2 separate regions of the Mus musculus genome follow, and region 2 is linked to region 1. A link is a loop called in an ENCODE intact Hi-C map of the cell type or tissue named here. Cell type or tissue: left cerebral cortex. All regions are shown on one strand. Links, peaks and the distances in the headings refer to the core of each region. The heading gives the core; the rest is flanking DNA. Region 1 holds the start of Btg3 (BTG anti-proliferation factor 3). Region 2 has its middle 15 kb from the start of Gm25038.

The links. Peaks named below come from ENCODE experiments on the same cell type or tissue, not always from the same donor. Only the 100,000 strongest peaks of a DNase experiment are listed, where the experiment ranks them.
Region 2: a loop joins it to region 1, with 2.6 times the contacts of the local background. A loop is called at or near these places in 2 of 42 quality-filtered maps.

Annotation. Positions count from the first base shown.
Region 1 is chr16:78,370,935-78,380,153 of GRCm38, reverse strand. Btg3 (BTG anti-proliferation factor 3) reads left to right here and starts at 3,344. Exons shown (of 5, transcript NM_009770.3): 1 at 3,344-3,553; 2 at 6,731-6,909. The coding sequence starts at 6,737. In left cerebral cortex, for the core only: a CTCF peak has its summit at 4,825; DNase peaks (open chromatin) are centred at 3,270, 3,938, 4,148 and 4,718; H3K4me3 peaks cover 2,136 bases; H3K27ac peaks cover 408 bases.
Region 2 is chr16:78,434,524-78,443,742 of GRCm38, reverse strand. No RefSeq gene overlaps it. Among named protein-coding and RNA genes, the nearest start is that of Gm25038, 15 kb to the right of the region's middle. In left cerebral cortex, for the core only: no CTCF peak of the experiment used is centred there; a DNase peak (open chromatin) is centred at 4,670; H3K4me3 peaks cover 43 bases; H3K27ac peaks cover 132 bases.

The DNA of each region.
Region 1 (9,219 bases), core at 390-8,389:
AGAGACCAAAGGAAAGGCCTCCAGAGACCGCCCCACCTTAGAATCCATTCCATCCACAGACACCAAACTCCATCACTATTGCTAATGTCAAAAAGTGCTTGCATACAGGAGCCTGTTTCCTGATAGATTCTACTAGCATCCGACTAAGACATATGTAGATCCTCACAGCCGACCACTGTAATGAGCCCAGGGACCCCAATGGAAGAGTTAGGAGAACCAAAGGAGCTGAAAGGGGACTGCAACCCCATAGGAAGAACAACAGTGTCAACCAAGCAGCCCCCCCACCCCCCCCCCCCCCCCGAGCTCCCAGGAACTAAACCACTAACCAAAGAATACACACAGAGGGACTCATGGCTCCAGCTGTATATGCAACAGAGGATGGCCTTATCGGGCATCGATGGGAGGAGAGGCCCTTGGTCCTGTAGAGGTTTGTTGCCCCATCTAAGAGGGATGCTGGAGGGGTTAGCCAGGAGTGGATGGGTGGGCAGGGGAGCACCCTCTTAGAGGCAAAGAGGAGGGAGAATAGGGAAGGGGTTTGAGGAGGGAAGAATGGGAAGGGGGACAACAGGTGAAATGCAAATAAAATAATTAATAAAAAAATAAATAAAAATGTGCCTTAAGGCCTTAAAATAGAAATCTTAGATATAAATTTCAGACTCAAATGCTAATTTCAATTATTGATGACTTCCAGAATGATGATGGCCTTATAGATCTTGAGATTTCCATGTGCCATAACCACTCACACCAATTCTTAAAGCTCCTCTCTCCCCTCTTTCTTTATATGTATGTATGCATGCATGATATGTACCTGTAGGCTAAACTCACTGAGAGAACTCAGACTCTGTCATGAATTGGAAAATAGGTGAGTCCTGTTGAAGAAGCCAAAGAACTACCTCTCCTGTCAGAAAGGGAAAATTGCTCTTAACCACGGAGCCATCTTGACAGCCTCCATGGACAAGTTTTGCAAAGCGTGAAAGGAGTTACAATGTGGGAGCAAAGTAAATGAGAGAGGGCAGAGGTGTTTCAGATTTGTGCAGTCTTACTGAATGTGTGAGATTTCAGGGGTTTTCACCTTTGGTTTAGTTTTTTTAGCTATGGTACTGTTGTCTGAACCACAGTGTTATATATAACCATAGATTAATAATGATTAATTATTATCACAGGGATCCTAACTGGGCATGCGAGCCATCTTAATTCACTGAGCCATCACAGTGTGGTGGCAGCACACGCTTTTAATCCCAGCATTGAGAAGCAGAGGCAGGCAGATCTCAATGAGTTTCGAAGCCAGACTGATCTACAGAGTGAATTCCAGCACAGCCAGGGCTACACAGAGAAACCCTATCTCAAAAAAAGCAAACAAAGAAAAAAATTACATAGAACATTAGTCATGAGATTTTGAAATTTCCTGGCAGTTAAAAATGTTTGTAACTACCTATTTTGTGAAACTGTAGAGTTAAGAGCTGTTAGCAGTAAAACAACGTCAATGTGATTATTTGTTTTAAACGAAAGCACATCTCCGGGAATAGTCCCACGGATGTATATGACAGCACCCCCTTTAAATTGAGAAATAGCTTTAGTTTCACAATAGTAGAAGTGCTTCTCACAAAATAGAGGCATAGCACACTAGTTTTATAATGGTTTGAGGGTTTTATACTTCTGGTAAAAAATTATTATTTTTGAGGCTCACAAGGCTATAATCACCAACATAGTCTAAATAAAGCTTTAACAATTAGTTCTTGGAATGAATTTATGAAATTCCTAGGCAAATGGATGGACCTGGAGGGCATCATCCTGAGTGAGGTAACCCAATCACAAAAGAACTCACATGATATGTACTCACTGATAAGTGGATATTAGCCCAGAAACTTAGAATACCCAAGATACAAGATACAATTTGCAAAACACATGAAACTCAAGAAGAACGAAGACGAAAGTGTGGACACTTTGCTCTTTCTTAGAATTGGGACCAAAACACCCATGGAAGGAGTTACAGAGACAAAGTTTGGAGCTGAGACGAAAGGATGGACCATCTAGAGACTGCCATACCCGGGGATCCATCCCATAATCAGCCTCCAAACGCAGACACCATTGCATACACTAGGAAGATGTTGCTGAAAGGACCCTGATATAGCTGTCTCTTGCGAGGCTATGCCCCGGCCTAGCAAACACAGAAGTGGAGGCTCACAGTCAGCTATTGGATGGATCACAGGGCTCCCAATGGAGGAGCTAGAGAAAGTACCCAAGGAGCTAAAGGGATCTGCAACCCTATAGGTGGAACAATATGAACTAACCAGGAGCCCCCCACCCCCCACCCCTCAGCTGGTCTCTAGCTGCATATGTAGCAGAAGATGACCTAGTCGGCCATCACTGGAAAGAGAAAGAGTCTTGCAAACTTTATATGCCTCTGTACAGGGGAACACCAGGGCCAAGAAGTGGGAGTGGGGGGAGGGAGGGTTTGGGGGACTTATGGGGTAGCATTGGAAATGTAAATGAAGAAAATAAGTAATGAAAAAAAAAACAATGGTAATCTGCATTTTTAAATTCTCTTTTAATGAGTGTCTTGTGTTTTTCCGGCCTGTCTGACTTATCAGCTGCTTTCACAACACTAACACCTAGCTGCCAGTTCAGCCTAAGGGACGGAAAGATGGGCCTTTCTTCGGAAAGTTTATCTTCCCTCTTCTTATGTGTTTAGTCAAGGCTTAAAAGCTACCCCTCCCCCCCAAGTCCTTGAGTTAGAAGTATCTGAGAAATACAAAGCCTGGCCACTCCACTCATCCATTGGGCCATCAGTGCTGGCAGAGACACCCCGTACTCAACAGGAGGCTGCCACGGTCACATGGAGGCACGAGCTCTGCCAGCCAAGTGTCCAGGTAAGAGTTTTACCCAAGCCATCTCACGTACAGGGAGGCAGCTAGTGACCTCACGACCGGAGGGACTTGGCAAGCCCTCAGTGCCAAGCTCCCCTCCGCAGCCGCTTCGTGCAGAGGTGGGTAGGAGGGGGAGAGCCCATCAAAGCAGAATCCGGATTGAACTTGCCCTCAGGCAGCAGAGAGGCGGGCGGATCCAAGGGAGAGAGCCCCGCGTGGGGAGGAGTGGCCGAAGAGCCAAGAGGAAGCGTCCTGCCCACCCCACTGAGGGAGGCAAGGCCCTCGGGGCTCGCGCAGGAGGCACTGCGACCTCGTGCCAGCACGGCCGTCGGAGCCCAGGCTCTGCGCGCGGCCGGAGGCAGGAGCCGGCCACGCGCACCGGTGGAGGGGGGCGGGCCCGAGGGAAGCCCCGCCCCCAGGGCGCGCGGATTGGTTCTTCGCGGCGCCGGGCCTCTCCTAGTCATCGCCCCTCCCTTCTTCCGGGCCTCGAGCCCCCCGTGGGCCGCGTCGGGACTGCGTTCGCCCTGTCGGCCGCGCGCTCCGCCGCCCGCCAGTCTGGTCGGCGCGCGCTCAGCGGCGGCGGCGGCGGCCCGACGACGCAGCAGCGGCGCTCGCGCTCGGCTCCCCGGCCACGGGACGCGGTCGCACCCGGCGAGGGTGCAGCCCCCGGAGCGGCGGCGGCGGCGGTGAGGAGAGCCCGCCGGGGGTCGGAGTCGGGGACGCGGTGGCAGTGAGGAGGGCAGGCCTGGCATAAGGGGACGCGGCGGGGACCCCCGGGCATCGCGGCGGAGGGAGGTTGGGACGCGCCCGCCGCCACGTCGAAAGCGGAGCGGCCGAGGGATGCGCGGCGCGGAGGGGAGCGGCGGCGGGTCCTCGGTGGGGTTGGGACGCCTCCTCCGGCGCGTGCCACGTCGCCTGCCGCCCCCGGGGAGGCGACAGCGGGCGGGCAGGGGCAAGCCGGTTTGTTTGCACAGGTTAGACGCGGCGCGCAGGCCGTCCACTCGGAGCGCGTGGGGGGCTCTCTCCACCCGCGCCGGGCTGGGAGGGGAGCCCGATCCGGCTGCATCTGGATCCCGCTGGCCAAAGCCGCCCGGGGCGGTCAGGGCCTCTCGGCGCGACCACGCTTGCCGTCCCCTCCACCTCGGCAGCGTCCACCTGGAGAAGTTGTGGTTTCTAGAAACTGCGAGTGGCTTTTTCGTTACTGGGGAGGGGTTGGGGGGGGTGGGGGGTGGGGAGACTGCAAAGTTAGAAACTCCTAGAAGGCCGAGCTCGTGGAACAAAGTAGAACTTGAGGAGCAGCCGCCGCGGTGACGACGTCCTGGGGTGACGTCACCAAGCGGTGTTTAAAATGGGAGCTTTGGGGGACAGTGTGGGTGGCACTAGGCGCCTAAGGTCTAATCCCCCACCCCCGGTCCCCGGTGGTATTCACACCCCCCACACACCCTCCCCCGAGGTTTAGACCTTTCTCTGTGCCTTTGGTACTTCTGGAACACTGATAAGAGGGGGTTAATTCTTAAGCTATTCCATTCCTTCAAACAGAAAAATAAATAAGTCCGTATGACTCATCTTCTGTTACAAACCAAAAAGCAACCGCTAAGTGGTTCTTTCCTTCCTTAATTTTATTTTATTTATTTATTTTTTTTAATATGAAGTTGAGGAAACAAAAAGCAAATCCCCCAAACTGTTAGGTAGCACGTACTGGCCCAGTTGGTGAATGAGAGGGGTCTAGGAATCATTACATTTCTCTAGTGTGAGTCTTCTATCTTGTTTGGAGTGGAGCGTATGCGGCTCCATCTGCGACATCCTCGCCCAAGTTGTGTATTCAGTTTCAGTGGGTTTTGCTGGTCCATCACAAGGTGCTATACATGAAGTATAAAGGAAGCTTCGGAGAGCGGAAGAGGCCTCACACTGCAGGAGGAGGGAGGTGGCACAGCAGTTGTAGTAGACTGAAGTTCTATGTGCCCACCACTGGTGTGTGAGGATTCTATCTACCGGCTGACCATAGCAGTAGAGGGTGTATTAGGCATTCTAAGCATCCAAGAGGAACGTTTGGGTGTTTTCCGTCTAGGATCCGAGTGAGTAGGGCTGCCAGGACAAATCTCAGATACTATATAGAATTTCCTTCACTCTGAGGACCCTCGTTTGCATTTGCACGCAGAGTAAAAATCACATTAGACAAGAAACTTAAGAGAGCAGTTTTAGTAAATCTTTAAAAACCGGTGTTTCTTTTTTCTCTTTCATCTTTTTTTTTTTTTTTTTAATTTATAAGACCAGACTGCCAGACTGTTGTTAAGCTAGTTCACTGTATAGTCAATACATTAGGGCCCGACATTGGCGCCCAGAAAGATGACGTTACTTAGTAAATGTTGGATCAGAATATCTCCAAGTTCCATTCAGCCAAGTGAATGAGCTCATCTCAAAGCATACATATATACACACACACACATATTCAAAAGAACGCCTGATCAGCCTTTCTGGATTAATCAATGATCAATCAGATTTTCTATTTTTAAGAGTCCTTTGATGCAGCTCCAGAATGTAACTGATTATTTCATTTAATTTTTCTGTGAGTGATCCTGAATTGATGCTCTGCTTAATGCACTTTAATGCTCACTATTTCTTGTTTTAGCTCTTTAGGAAAATATACCTATACCTGAAAGAATATGTATAAAAAGCTTCAATGCTGAAAAACTTTCAATGTGTAACAATTTTATTCAAGAGTAATAGTTTTATCTCAGCAGAAAAAGAACCTTGGACTCCCTAGACTCTTGTCTCCTGCTCCTCTGCTCCTCCTGCCTGTAGGCCACCCAGTCTATTTTCTGCCTGTATAGACTCCCCTGCTCTGGACAGTTGTATATATGGCGGAAATTTTAGTGTGGTATTGTTTGTTACCTCTGCTTGCTGTGTTATAGCACGTGTTAGTGCTTCGTTTATTGTAATTACCAGTTCTGTTGTACGTGTAAGCCATACTTTATGTGTCCAGTCAGCATTTGGGGGATATTTGGAGTATTTCTACTTTGTCATGAATAATGTTGACAAGGACCTACCTTCCTTCCTTCCTTCCTTCCTTCCTTCCTTCCTTCCTTCCCTCCTTCCCTCCTTCCCTCCTTCCCTCCTTCCCTCCCTCCCTCTTTCTTTCTTTCTTGAACATATATTTTAGAATTCCTGGGCTCATAGCTGATAGAATTACTGGAAATGTCATTGCTGTTTAACCTTTTTTTTGGGGGGGGGGACGACTCCAAAACGGAGCTACGGTACCTGATTTATTTTTTACTTTATATGCGTATGAGTGCTTTGCCTGCATGGATGTACGGCTACCACGTGTGTGCCTGGTGCCCTCAAAGGCAGAAGGGAGCCCTCTGAAACTAGAGTTGCAGGTGCTTCTTAACTGTCGAGTGCTTTGGGGGAAGTAAACCCGACTCCTCTGCAGGAGGAGGACATGGAGCCTGCTCTTCAGCCCCTAGTGCTGGACTCTTCTCTTTTAAATTTCAGGTCCTTTCCCAGAACTTTACATTTTACTTAGAATTTGATTCATGTAGTGTAATATTTACTAATATTCTTTGATATTGGTTTCTGAATTTATTTCAGTTGTCAGAAGCAATATGCTGTGTTCTTCACTGAACTACTTAAAACCAAGTAGTAAGAACCCCAGGAGTATTTCCTAATAGGTCCCTGAGGACTACAAACCATTAGTAATGATTACTGGCAAGAAAAGACCAGGCAAATTGAAAGGGAACGCTGTATAGGGGCATATTTTACAGAAATTTATTTCTCTGTGTGTGTGTGTGTGTGTGTGTGTGTAGTTGCTGTTGTTGTTTGGATTAATTTGTGTTTTGTTTCTAAGAAAACATTTATCTTTACAGGGAAAAATGAAGAACGAAATTGCGGCTGTTGTCTTCTTTTTCACAAGGCTAGTTCGAAAGCATGACAAGTTGAAAAAAGAAGCAGTTGAGAGGTTTGCTGAGAAATTAACTCAAATACTTCAAGAGAAATATAAAAATCACTGGTATCCAGAAAAACCATCCAAAGGTCAGGCCTACAGGTAAGGTGTTCGGAGAAGGTTGGATTGGACTAAATGAAGATCAGTTTGTGTAATGACTACAAGGCCAGAGGGCTGGAGGGTATTTAGAAATCGCCTACTAGGATTTTATCTGAAAAACACAAAACGCTGGGCTGTCATGGTATTTTGTTCTTGCTCATTTTAAAGTATGCATATTTGTTGATGGAATTCCACGGTTTAGCCTTGGGAGGCCAGAGCTGTGGTCACCAGTTAGGTCCTTGTGAGGAGTTTGGCTCCTGCTTGAGTAGACTTTTGCTATTATCATGAGTGCCTAGGGCTCTTCACAAATCTAGAGGACCTTAATCTCTCAGAAATGAGCGTGGCGATTAGAGTTGAGAGAAAGTAGTTTGTTTTTGTATCTAAAGGTAATGTATAGGCTGTACTTTTTAGTATTATTATTGTGATTATTATTTTATTTTATTTTTTGAAGAGGGCACTGATGACACAGGCCTTAATCCCAGCACTCAGGAGACAGGCAGGCAGGATCTCTGAGTTTGAGACTGGACTGGTCTTCAGATGAAGTTCCAGGACAGCCTGGACCATAGGGAGAAACTCTGTCTCGAAAAACCAGAAAGAAGAGAAAATGGTAAAGTAAGATAACCAGGCAAAGGCAGACAGAGTGGCATCTGCCTTAAATTCTAGCACTCTGGGCGTAGAGGCTGGAGGATTTCTGTCACTTTTGAGGGTAGCCTAGTTTACGTAGTGAGTTCCCTGACAGTTAGGGCAATGTAGAAAGACTGTCTTCAACCTAGCATGTTCTTGGCCTTTGTGGTGATGGTCTCCCTTACATTATGAATATTATATTATATTATGGTATAAGCCAGTACTCAGCTGTGTACCTCCGCCAGTGGTAAGTCCTGGGGTGAGGATTTTAAAGCGGGTCTTGAATGGCTCCCACGTTCCATGAGCTTGTGCTCCCCATAGTCTCAGCACTGAGGAGGAAGAGCGCGCTTACTTGTATTTTGATTTGTAAGTTAAAATAAAGAACTGTCGAATCTTTAAGCTGTACAAGAACATGCCCTGCCATGCTCACTTTGGTAGAGGTGTATCTGTTGAGAAGGCAGATTTCAGGTAGGTCATTTCCTAAAACTAGCTGTCATACCACAGTGGGGATTGTGGGCATTGTGGGCCTCCACAGTTAACCTGGAACATTGGTTAACTTGTGTCAACTATGAAAGTTCCCCTTTATTTGAGCATGTTGTTGTCCCTGCTTTTTGTTCCATAAACCAATACTTAGACATGCTGTTGTTGTAAAAGATTTTTGTTTTAGCAACTGGAGTGGAAATACAATTTTGTTGTTTCTCATTTGCTTAAAGCCAGTTGAGTACAGTGTACTATTCTGATAACGTTTGTGGTTTTTCATAGTTTTTATCCAAAATTTCCTAGTAAGGTGGTTAATATTATGAATATAAGTTGATATGTAGCTTTTAATATAGGCTCCGGGAAGTTTTTAGTTTCTCATTTGATTGTCTTTTTCCTGATAGTGAGCAGCTTCTGTAAGTCACTGAGGCTCTTACACGTGTCTAACTGATGGTGGGCGGGTGCTTTTGGAACTGCCAAGTTGCTGAAAACCGGAAGCACTGTCAAGTAAATAGAGCAAGGTCAGAGAGCGCACCATTTCATCTCCATTAACGCTAAAAACTTGAGGAAAACTCAAAGAAGACTAGCTTGGCATGTGATCAGAAATATCACTGAGTCATTTTGAAGCTTTTTAAAATAGGTTTTTAAAAAAACTATTAGACTTCATGGTACAGTGGGAAAAATGAATGTAAGTTTAAAATGTTTTCTACATTTTATGCAAATGTGATATTTATAAAAGGCAGTTTGGCAATATAAGATCTGTGAAAATACTCATTTTTGAACATTATGTCTCAGAATCTTATCTGGGAACAATAAGAAATGCAGACAAATACGGATGAATACAGAATTATGTTACATGTTATAATTGCAAAAAAATTAAAAGAACTCAGCAATAAGTAAATAATGTATTCGTGCAACTTGTATAATAATCTTGCATTTGAAGGACAGTTAATAGAAAAGTAGTTCCAGTATTAGGATTAAAAAAAAGTGTAAAAATGTGTGTTGTATCTAAGTTTTCTAAACAGATAAGTTACATCTAATTTAAAAGCTTAGCATCTTCATCACTCTTGTGGCAAATACAACGTATAATACATGAAGAGTGCCAGCCAGTCGCAACTGCTTTTGATGGCGTGGTACATGGGACTTGGATTGCCCTATGTAACAGTAGAATCTGTAGGCTAGGTCAAAGGTCCAAGCAACATCTTCTATATA
Region 2 (9,219 bases), core at 826-8,825, 63 kb before region 1:
TCATCCGCGTTAAAAGGACTTTTATGTTTTGAAAAGTAGGAAGAGGCAGCACACTTAAAATTTTGCTGCTTGTTATTCTTGTAGTGTCTTTTCTATTTGCCTACAAATTTCCCAGTGCACCTCGGTTCTGTAAGGAAAAGCTCTCTATTTAAGCTTTAACTTTGTTTTGTAGCAGTGGGAGTAAAACCCACAGTTGTGCGTGCCTCTGCTAGGAATACAGTGTTCGGATGAGCTACACTGCAAGCCCTATCTGTTCAAGCATGAAGAATAAACAGAGTGTGATGTCACTGGATGGAACACACACTCCGCCTCCGAAAGTGTCTCCTGGTCCACAGCTTTCTCCGGCATCAAGATTGACTTTCTAAGCCAGCTCCTGCTGAAATGTGCTTGTTTTAGACCCCGTGTTGCTTGTTTCTGTAGCAATGTTGTGACCTCATGCCCAGGTCTTTGCACTTAAGACTAAGCATGCTTCATCGTCTTCTTTGTACAGCTTGTATTTGGAGATGTTTTAATCTCCTCCCTAAGTAAAATACAAAATAACCCAAAATATGAGAGGGAGGAGGACGGAACAGGAAAGGGGTGGGGGGAGTGCTTTTAAACAGGTAATTCGAAATGATACTTAACAGATTTTTTTTCTAATCGTGTTTTTCCTAGTACTCACAATGTTCCCTGTTTCCTAGGAATGAAAATGCAGAGCAGCAGGTATGATCACCATGGTAACCTGAAGAGCGCTGGAATATTGAAAATGGAACCAAACTGGGTACATTTATCATCCTATTTCCTCCAGGCGCTTATTCTCTTCCACAGGTCTTCCACATATCAAGTGTTGACCTTGTCATGAGACCATGAGTTCAGCCCCTAGGAGCATGAAAAATAGAAACAAACACAGCACATGCACACTCGCGAGGTTTTGTTTTGTTTTTGTTTGTTTGTTTGTTTGTTTGTTTCATTCTCTTCTGTTTGCTTTTGGAAATAATCATGGGCTTTTTTATCTCTTTATTTTTAAGCATAACTTTAAAAAAAGAAACATGACCCTACGTTGGATTTAGCAAAGGATAAATAGTACAGATATCTTTTTATGGACACACACTTTTACATTATGTTTTAAGATCAGAAATGTATCATCTGACCTAACTTGTTTACCGGGACCCTTTTGAAGTAGGAATGCTGTTGGCTTTTTAGCACTCTGTGGTAAGGACTTCCCTACCTGCAAACCAACAATCTCCTGTCTACCCAGACAAGATCAAACACAAGGAATTTACAGTTTTTTTTTTTCAAAATTCAGTCACATGAATTTCAATGTCTTTAGAGAATAGGAAATGTAGGTGTTTGGCATGAAAGCTTCTGTTCGCAGACACCAGGCTGTCTCGCCTCAGTGCATTGTTTTCTGTACTTCCTTGTCTTCCTGCCTCTCGGAATTATAGCTAAGGACCTGGACCTTAGCTGGATCTAACCTTCAGTCCTGTGCGTTTCTCAGTAACTACAAAGTCTAGCAGAAGGTCACTCTGCTTCTTTGAAGGGCCTGATTCTGCTTCTTTAGTGGCATTGACACAAATCTGTGGGGTGTTGGCCATCATCCTACGAACAGTAAACCGTTGAAGGCCGACTGCCTTAAGTAATGCATAGCTGGAGAGGCAGCATGCTTCATCTGCTGCCTAGCATCTAAAACCGGCAGTAGCTGGAGGCCCAGGAGCAGGTGAGCATTCTTGCATTGAACCTCTGGGAAACTCAGACCAAAGGCTGAAAACTATACAGTATTGGGAAAGGACTGGTCCCAAGACTTCTACAGAGAGTAAAATCAGCATATGTCCAAGTTTCTTAATAAAATGGCTTGTTGTTTGACTACAAACTCTGAACACTTGTCCTTAATAAATCAACTAATATATAATTTATTATAATTAACAATCTAATAACAATACAATGGTTTTCTGGGCTTGTTGAGATATGAGCTCCCTAGGTAGCCCAGGCCGGCTTTGAACTCCTCATCTTCCTGCTTCAGCTTCCCACACATTGAGATGTGTGCACCACTTGGGCCAGCTTTAGCTCCTAATGTAACATGTACCCTAAGTCAATAATTGTTTTAACTAATTGTCTACCGAGTGCTAAGGAAAAATAAACCTGTGTGCATTCAGAAGTTTTCACCCATGTGTGGATGAATCCAGAGGTTCTGTGCTCATGGATAAGAAAGGACAATTATTATTCCTTACCAACCAAGTCCCTAGACTAAGTAGATGAGAAATGCCTGGTATTTTTGTAGGTCAGATGCGAGATAGGTGTTGTTCATAACACTCTAAATTCATTTCCATTCCACTGCACCCCAAAAGCCAGAGAACAGCAAAGTTCACAGCTCATTACAAAACAAAAACAAAACAAAACAAAAACAAAAACCCAAGCCCACAAGGAACTAACCGGACTTGCAGGCATCCTGAGCATCTTTGGAGGGAGAAGGCTTATTTTCCAGGGGCGGTGTCTGACAGTGCTTACACAGCATGCCTTCTCTCTACTCCCCACCTCCCAGTTGCCCATGCTCCTCTCAGTAAAAGCAGGATGGGCGTCATGATGGCCATTTGCCTAGGCAACTCAGTGTCCGTCATATTGGGGTTCTCCCTTACAAAATGAGACCCACATGTTTCGCGACCTTGTAATTGAGGTAGCTGGAGTGAAGGTGATGTTCTGGGGGAAAACGGCAAGTTAAATTATTTTTTTTCCGTGAGATCTGATGAAAAAGAGAGTCAGAATATGAAAACATGAGCTCTATTCCAGAAGGAGAGGTGGGACTAGAGAGAAGGCTTTACCGTTAAGAATGGTTGCTCCTCTCTCATGGACCAGAATTTGGATCCCACCTCTCATGTTGACCCACTCACAACCACCTACCAACTCCAACACAAGGTGACAGATGAGTGATAGACTTGTAAGAAATAAGCCAAAGCCAGCGGCTGCCCCTGGAAGGGTGTGGTGGTTTGAGTGAGAAGTCTCCCATCATCTTGGACATTTGAATACTTGGTCCCTAGTTGGTGGGTGTTTGAGGGGGATTAAGGCCTCACTGGAGGAAGTATGTCACTGGAGGTTTCTAAAGAACTCCCACCTTTTCAAGCTAGCCCTCTCTGCTTCCTGTTCTGTCATTTAAGATGTGAGTTCATCTTAAGCTGCCAGCTCTTGTTCCAGCTGCCTGCCTGGTTCTATCTCTGTTTTGCAATCCTGGACTCTAAGCTCCTGGAACTGTAAGCTCCAAATAAACTCTTTTTTTTTTTCTTTTTTCTTTCTTTTCTTTTCTTTTCTTTTTTTTTTTTTTTTTTTAAGCTACTTTGGTCATGGTGTTTTATCACAACAATAGAAAAGAGATGAATACAGGGGGCAGAGTGTGTGTGTGGCGGTGGGGGTAGGGGGGAGGGATGACACAAGTTATTTCCTAAGGGAATCCAGGCACAACAGTCCTACCCTCGAGACAAGCCCACACCCTCACCTGGATTCCAGCTGGAGGCTTCACTGAGGCAATAATCCTCTATCAGAAGGAGGAGTCGCACAAAGAAAGCCATTTTTAACACTCAGTGTAACATAGACAGCAGAAGAGGGCCACATTGAGACACAGCCTATTGTTAAAAGCTGAGCCGTGTGGGAGGCCTGAGAACAAAGAATGACCATTGGTCAAGAAGATTTCATCTGGCCTGCCACTGCCCGAGGGTGAAGGAAGGTCCAGGGAGGCAATTGTGGAGAGTGGGAGAGAGCCAGCGTTAACAAGCCAAAAGGTGCAATTAACAGGAGGCACAGCTCAGGCAGGGGAGTTCTTAGAAAAAGATAGCTCTGTGATCAGTAGCCAAGGGCAGATCTCATCAGTTGATAGTAACCGTGGAGTTATGGCTGGGAGCCTTGGGTTAGCAGGTAGGTCAGGCTGTGAAGCACCTGTCTCCCTTTTACTGTGTCGGGAGAACACAAAGAGCACCCTTTGCTGTCCACAGCTGCATTCCCTCCGTGGGATCATGAGGACTCAGGCAGCCAAAGGTCAAAGGCAGGTGCTACACCTGAGCAGACCTCAGCTTGTGGATGCTCCCCACACACCCAAGGCATCTGAAAGACACTGTCCCCCAGCTAGAGAGGACATGATCTATAGGATCTGGGGAGGGTAAGAAAACCATCCCAACATCCACCACGCAAGGCTTGCCTGTGTGTGGAGGTCGGAGGACAACTTGCCAGAGCTGGCTTTCCACTGGTTCTGGGACTCCTGGGCTTGAATCTGCTTCATTTTTGTACCTTTTATTACTGGGGAATCTTTTCCCCTGTTCTTTAAATCCTAGCCCTCTAGCTCCCTTTTCTTTTCCTCCGGTACAATTCCTCCATTCCTCCTCTTTTTCCTTTCTTTTGTGTAGCCTCGCCCCTCCTGTTTCTACCTTTCTCCTGTTTCCTTCCCTTCAATGATCCACGTACTATTCCCAGAGTTACTCTAGACTCTTTTTAAATAATTCTAGCACATTTTGCAACAGTTTTTACACTTTCTGTTTCATGGTCACTGGCGTTGTATTTATAATTGGTTTGAATTTATTTTAAGCACATTATATATCTTATATGGTTTGATGTCATAAATATATTCATTCAAGAAATTCAGACATGAGTACTAGGTGTTGGGGTTGCTAAAAATGAATAATTTATGTCCACAATGCCAGTGCCTTTGAATTCTGCTTTTTACTGTGGGTGTGGTGAAAGTATAAATAGACATATAAAACAATCGGTACTCTTGCAGCCCTGTGAGAACTTGTGCCCAGATATGAACAGTGTGTGTGGCTAACCTGGGGTAAGCCACTCTTTCCTAGTGTGTGGGGCTAACCTGGGGAAAGCCACTCTTTCCTAGTGTGTGGGGCTAACCTGGGGAAAGCCACTCTTTCCTAGGTGAGTTGCACAGGTTGGAGGCAGGTCCCAGAACACACAGGAAACAGGGTCACTGAAAATGTCCCTGGGTCACAGCCACCTCAAGGTGGACCAATGCTATCTTGCCCAGTAGGTTCTCATCGTTCATCCCAGTGCTTAACAGCTCTGAAGTCATCCAAGAGAAGAAAGGCCAAGGAAGAAGCAGGCACCACAGTTTGAATATAGGTCTAATGGTTAGCGCTGCAGTGTATGCATCAGTCAAACACATACACTGCAGCGTGGACAGGGCTCCCCTCACAAAGTAATCCAGCCTGAGAGGAATAAAAAACAACAAATGTAGCTCTTCTCAGTTAGTTGTAGGGGTAAAAGTCCAAGATCCAGGAGTCAAAAGAGTTGCGCTCTCTCTCTCTCTCTCTCTCTCTCTCTCTCTCTCTCTCTCTCTCTCTCTCTCTCTCTCTCTCACATGTGTGTTGTGATCATAAAAAAGAGAAAGAGCTATAAGAATATGTTCTGGCGGAGTGTGTGGGAAGCGGGTGCCCCAGCGGGCCCATGCCAAGGTATAGTATAGAATAGAGTTTATTCGGAGCATGGGGAGGGGAGTTAAGAGGGTAGCAGAGGCAGAGAAAGGCAGAGAGAAGGAGAGAACAAAGAAGTAGAGTCTGGCCATGACCATGTGGAGAGAGGGGGCAAGTGGGAAGCAGGAGTACAGGAGACAAGAGAGTAAGAGAGAGAGGAGGGGCCAAGCAGCTCCTTTTATAGTGAGCCAAGCCTACCTGGCTGTTGCCAGGTAACTGAGGGGAGGAGCATACCTGGCTGCTGCCAGGAACTGTGGGGATGGAATTTAGACAGAACACACACACACACACACACACACACACACACACACACACACATGTCTGTCTAGTGTTTGTTTGTCTCTTTCCCTCCCTCCCTTCCTCCTCTCCTTCCCTCACCCCTTCCTCTCTTTCCTTGGCTTATATGCATTAAACCATTGACTACATGCTACAAGAATGATGGCTGACACCCCTAACGACCTTAACTAGAGTTTCTATCTTGAATGTCCCCCCCAAAGACCTGTCTTAAATGTTGGATCCCCAGATAGCTCTACTTGAAATGGATAACTCTTTAGAAGTAGGGTCCAGTGAGCTTGTGCTTTTGAAAAGGTGTCTGGCCCCTGGCCCCTTTGTTTTTGCCTCATGATGGTGAGGCAGGCAGTGTTGCTGTGCTCTCACTGCGGTCATGATGTCGTGGCCCCCTAAAATAAAGGGAGCCAGCAGACCGCACACTGAAACCTTCAAGACTGGGAGCCAGGAGAGGTCTTTTTCCCTTGAGGTCATTGTCCTTGTTATAGGAATCCTAAATATAACAAGTTTATAAAAGAAAAAAAAACCTATTCTTTATTTCATCAGAATTCTATGACAAAGGACCAACAGAAAAGAAAACCCAAAGGCTTGATGAGGCGTGGGCACCTGTGTCAAAATGTGATTATACTCTAAGGGAATAGTGATCAGCTCTGAGGGAAACTTAGCAAGCTCCATGGGTTCCAACTCTTTCTGCTACTTGGTACATCAGTCCTTCTTCCAGACCTAGGATAGGATGCCTTTAGGACATAAAGATCTTTGGAGAGAAGGGGCAAGGTCAGAGAGTGGCTTTTTAAGGTATTGTGACTTGTTTTCATGGGGAGGAGTTCCTACCTCTCGGACAGGCCTCCCCCCACCCCAGAGGATAATTCTGGTTCTTATGACTTGCCTTGGAGGAAGAAAGGGAATGACCAGAAAGGTAGGAAAGGATCCTAGAGACATTGCTTCACAGACCCTGGGATGGCAGGTTCTTAGCCTGGGATGGTGGGTTCTTAGCCCTGGGATGGCAGGTTCTTAGCCTGGGATGGTGGGTTCTTAGCCCTGGGATGGCAGGTTCTTAGCCTGGGATGGTGGGTTCTTAGCCCTGGGATGGCGGGTTCTTAGCCCTAGGATGGTGGGTTCTTAGCCCGGGATGGTGGGTTCTTAGCCCTGGGATGGCAGGTTCTTAGCCCTGGGATGGCGGGTTCTTAGCCCTGGGATGGCAGATTCTTAGCCCTAGGATGGCGGGTTCTTAGCCCTGGGATGGTGGGTTCTTAGCCCTGGGATGGCAGGTTCTTAGCCCTGGGATGGCGGGTGGTTAGCCCTGGGATGGCGGGTTCTTAGTCCCAACACTGGTTTACTCCATTCCTTTTACATGGTCTCTCCTCGATGACTATCTTCTTGCAAAGACAATAATCACACTGACAAGGCCTGACCATATGATCCTAATCACTTCCCATTGCTGGTTGAATTCCCTAAGAGACTCATATTTTGAACCCTTCATCCTCAGTTAGTGACAGTGTTTTGAGAAGCTATATAAACTTCAGGGATTCGAACCTAGGTGGAGGAATGTCAGTGGGGATATGTCTCTGAAGGTTGTAGATTATCATCAACCCCTTCTGCTCTCTATTTCCTGTCTGCTATAAAGTGAACAGTGTCGCTTACCCATATGCTTCCACTGCACAAGTGTATATTTAGAAATGGGACCTAGTGGGAGGACTGAACCTTCTGAAACTGTAAACAAAAATCCTCACCTCTTACCATGTGACCTTACTAACACATCTGTACATTGGGAATCACTCTCCTCTCTAGAGAACACTCTATGGGCCAATTCATACACACGTTATCAGTTTTATTATGATTAGCCTTTCTCAGGAACTATTATAGTATTACATTATATAGTAGATGTAGTGTATACATATATTAGTAATATATATCTTAGGCATTTAACCTTTGGTTTATGTGCCCTATCTACTTTATTTAATCCCATGGACTATAAACCATTAGCTCCAGAATAATAGTATCCCAACTGCCCCCCTGAGATGGCTGAGCACAAATCCCATGGGAAAGCTCGTAAGGACTTACATTGTGCAACTGATAGAGCAATTCAAAATCCGACTTCCCCTTTTTAGATGGTGCATTCTATCCTCGGGTACCTGATCTTCTAGTACAGTTCCTATGACAACGTCTCTCTGCAATGTTTTTCTGCTCTTTCCAAATATCAACGGTACTGTGTTTCTTCCTGTTCCCAAACAAATAAACAAAAATATAGCAAGTAAACTCTTAAGTGAGGGGCTGCTTATCTTTAGAAAGGAAAAATCTCAAAATGGATCCACAATGCCTCATGAACCAAGACAGGAAATCCCTTTGGAGTGTTTCCTTAAATGTTAGAAAGCCTCATTGTCACGCACTCAATTTGCAGCACAGTTATTGGTAACATGTACAAAGATTAGGTGATCATAAGGCACAGTTTAATGCAAAAAAAAAAAAAACAAAAAGAGAGAGAGAGAGAGAGAGAGGTACATTTGAATGCTGAAGCTTGAAGTATTTTCCTTGACATTTCTTTTGTCTTTACTATCTGCTTCAATTTTCACAACTGTATTGTAACATGTCAACAAAGGGAACTTTCTGTGCACAAAGGAACTCTAATTTATAGCCAAGGGATGCATTGGCATATGAAATGTGCTAATGGAATTAATATTTTAAGAACTGAATAGACAGTATTCAAAGTTATTTTTCAGAATGTACACACACACACACACACACACACAGAGGGAGGGAGGGAGAGAGAGAGAGAGAGAGAGAGAGAGAGAGAGAGAGAGAGAGAGGGAGAGAGAGAGAGAGAGAGAGAGGGAGAAGGATTTCTAGATTATATGGTATGTCTTTTAAATAATAAATTGTATATCTCAAAAAATGTCGGTATTTTTAAAATCAAAATCAAACTTACTACATAGCATTTAGAGGAATTTTAATTGGGAAAATCTATGGGCTTAAGTTATGCAATATGAGAAGTTAGGTGTCTCTATTTTTGCAGAAGCCACATAAGCAAACCCCTGCCTGGGTCAATTGTCCAGACAGAATGTGTGTTGGCCCTCCTCATGCACCTGTCTCTTCACTGAGATTCCTCCAGGAAGATGCTCCTCGAGGTTTCAAATGAAAGGTCCAAGTATTTGGAATACCCGATGGTGTCAAATTCCTGTTTGCTCAATGATACAGCCTGGGATGTGTCTTTGCTATCACTTCCGTGTAGCACTGATGACAGATAGCCATGCAGAGCTCCAGTGGTTAGAGCATCCCAGTGTGGTCCACACCTAGTGACATTTGCAGAGCAGTCACTGCAGATTCTCACTCTGCTCTTTTGCACACTTACAAGGAGACGTGTACCTAAATGTCCTTCTGCCACACTGGCGTGTGTCTTTATTGATGTGCTCATGGATTTGTACGCAAATATTTGTACTAACTTCCAGGCTCATCTTCCCCACCCCACCTCCCAATGTTGAGTAGACTTGAGGGTTTTTTT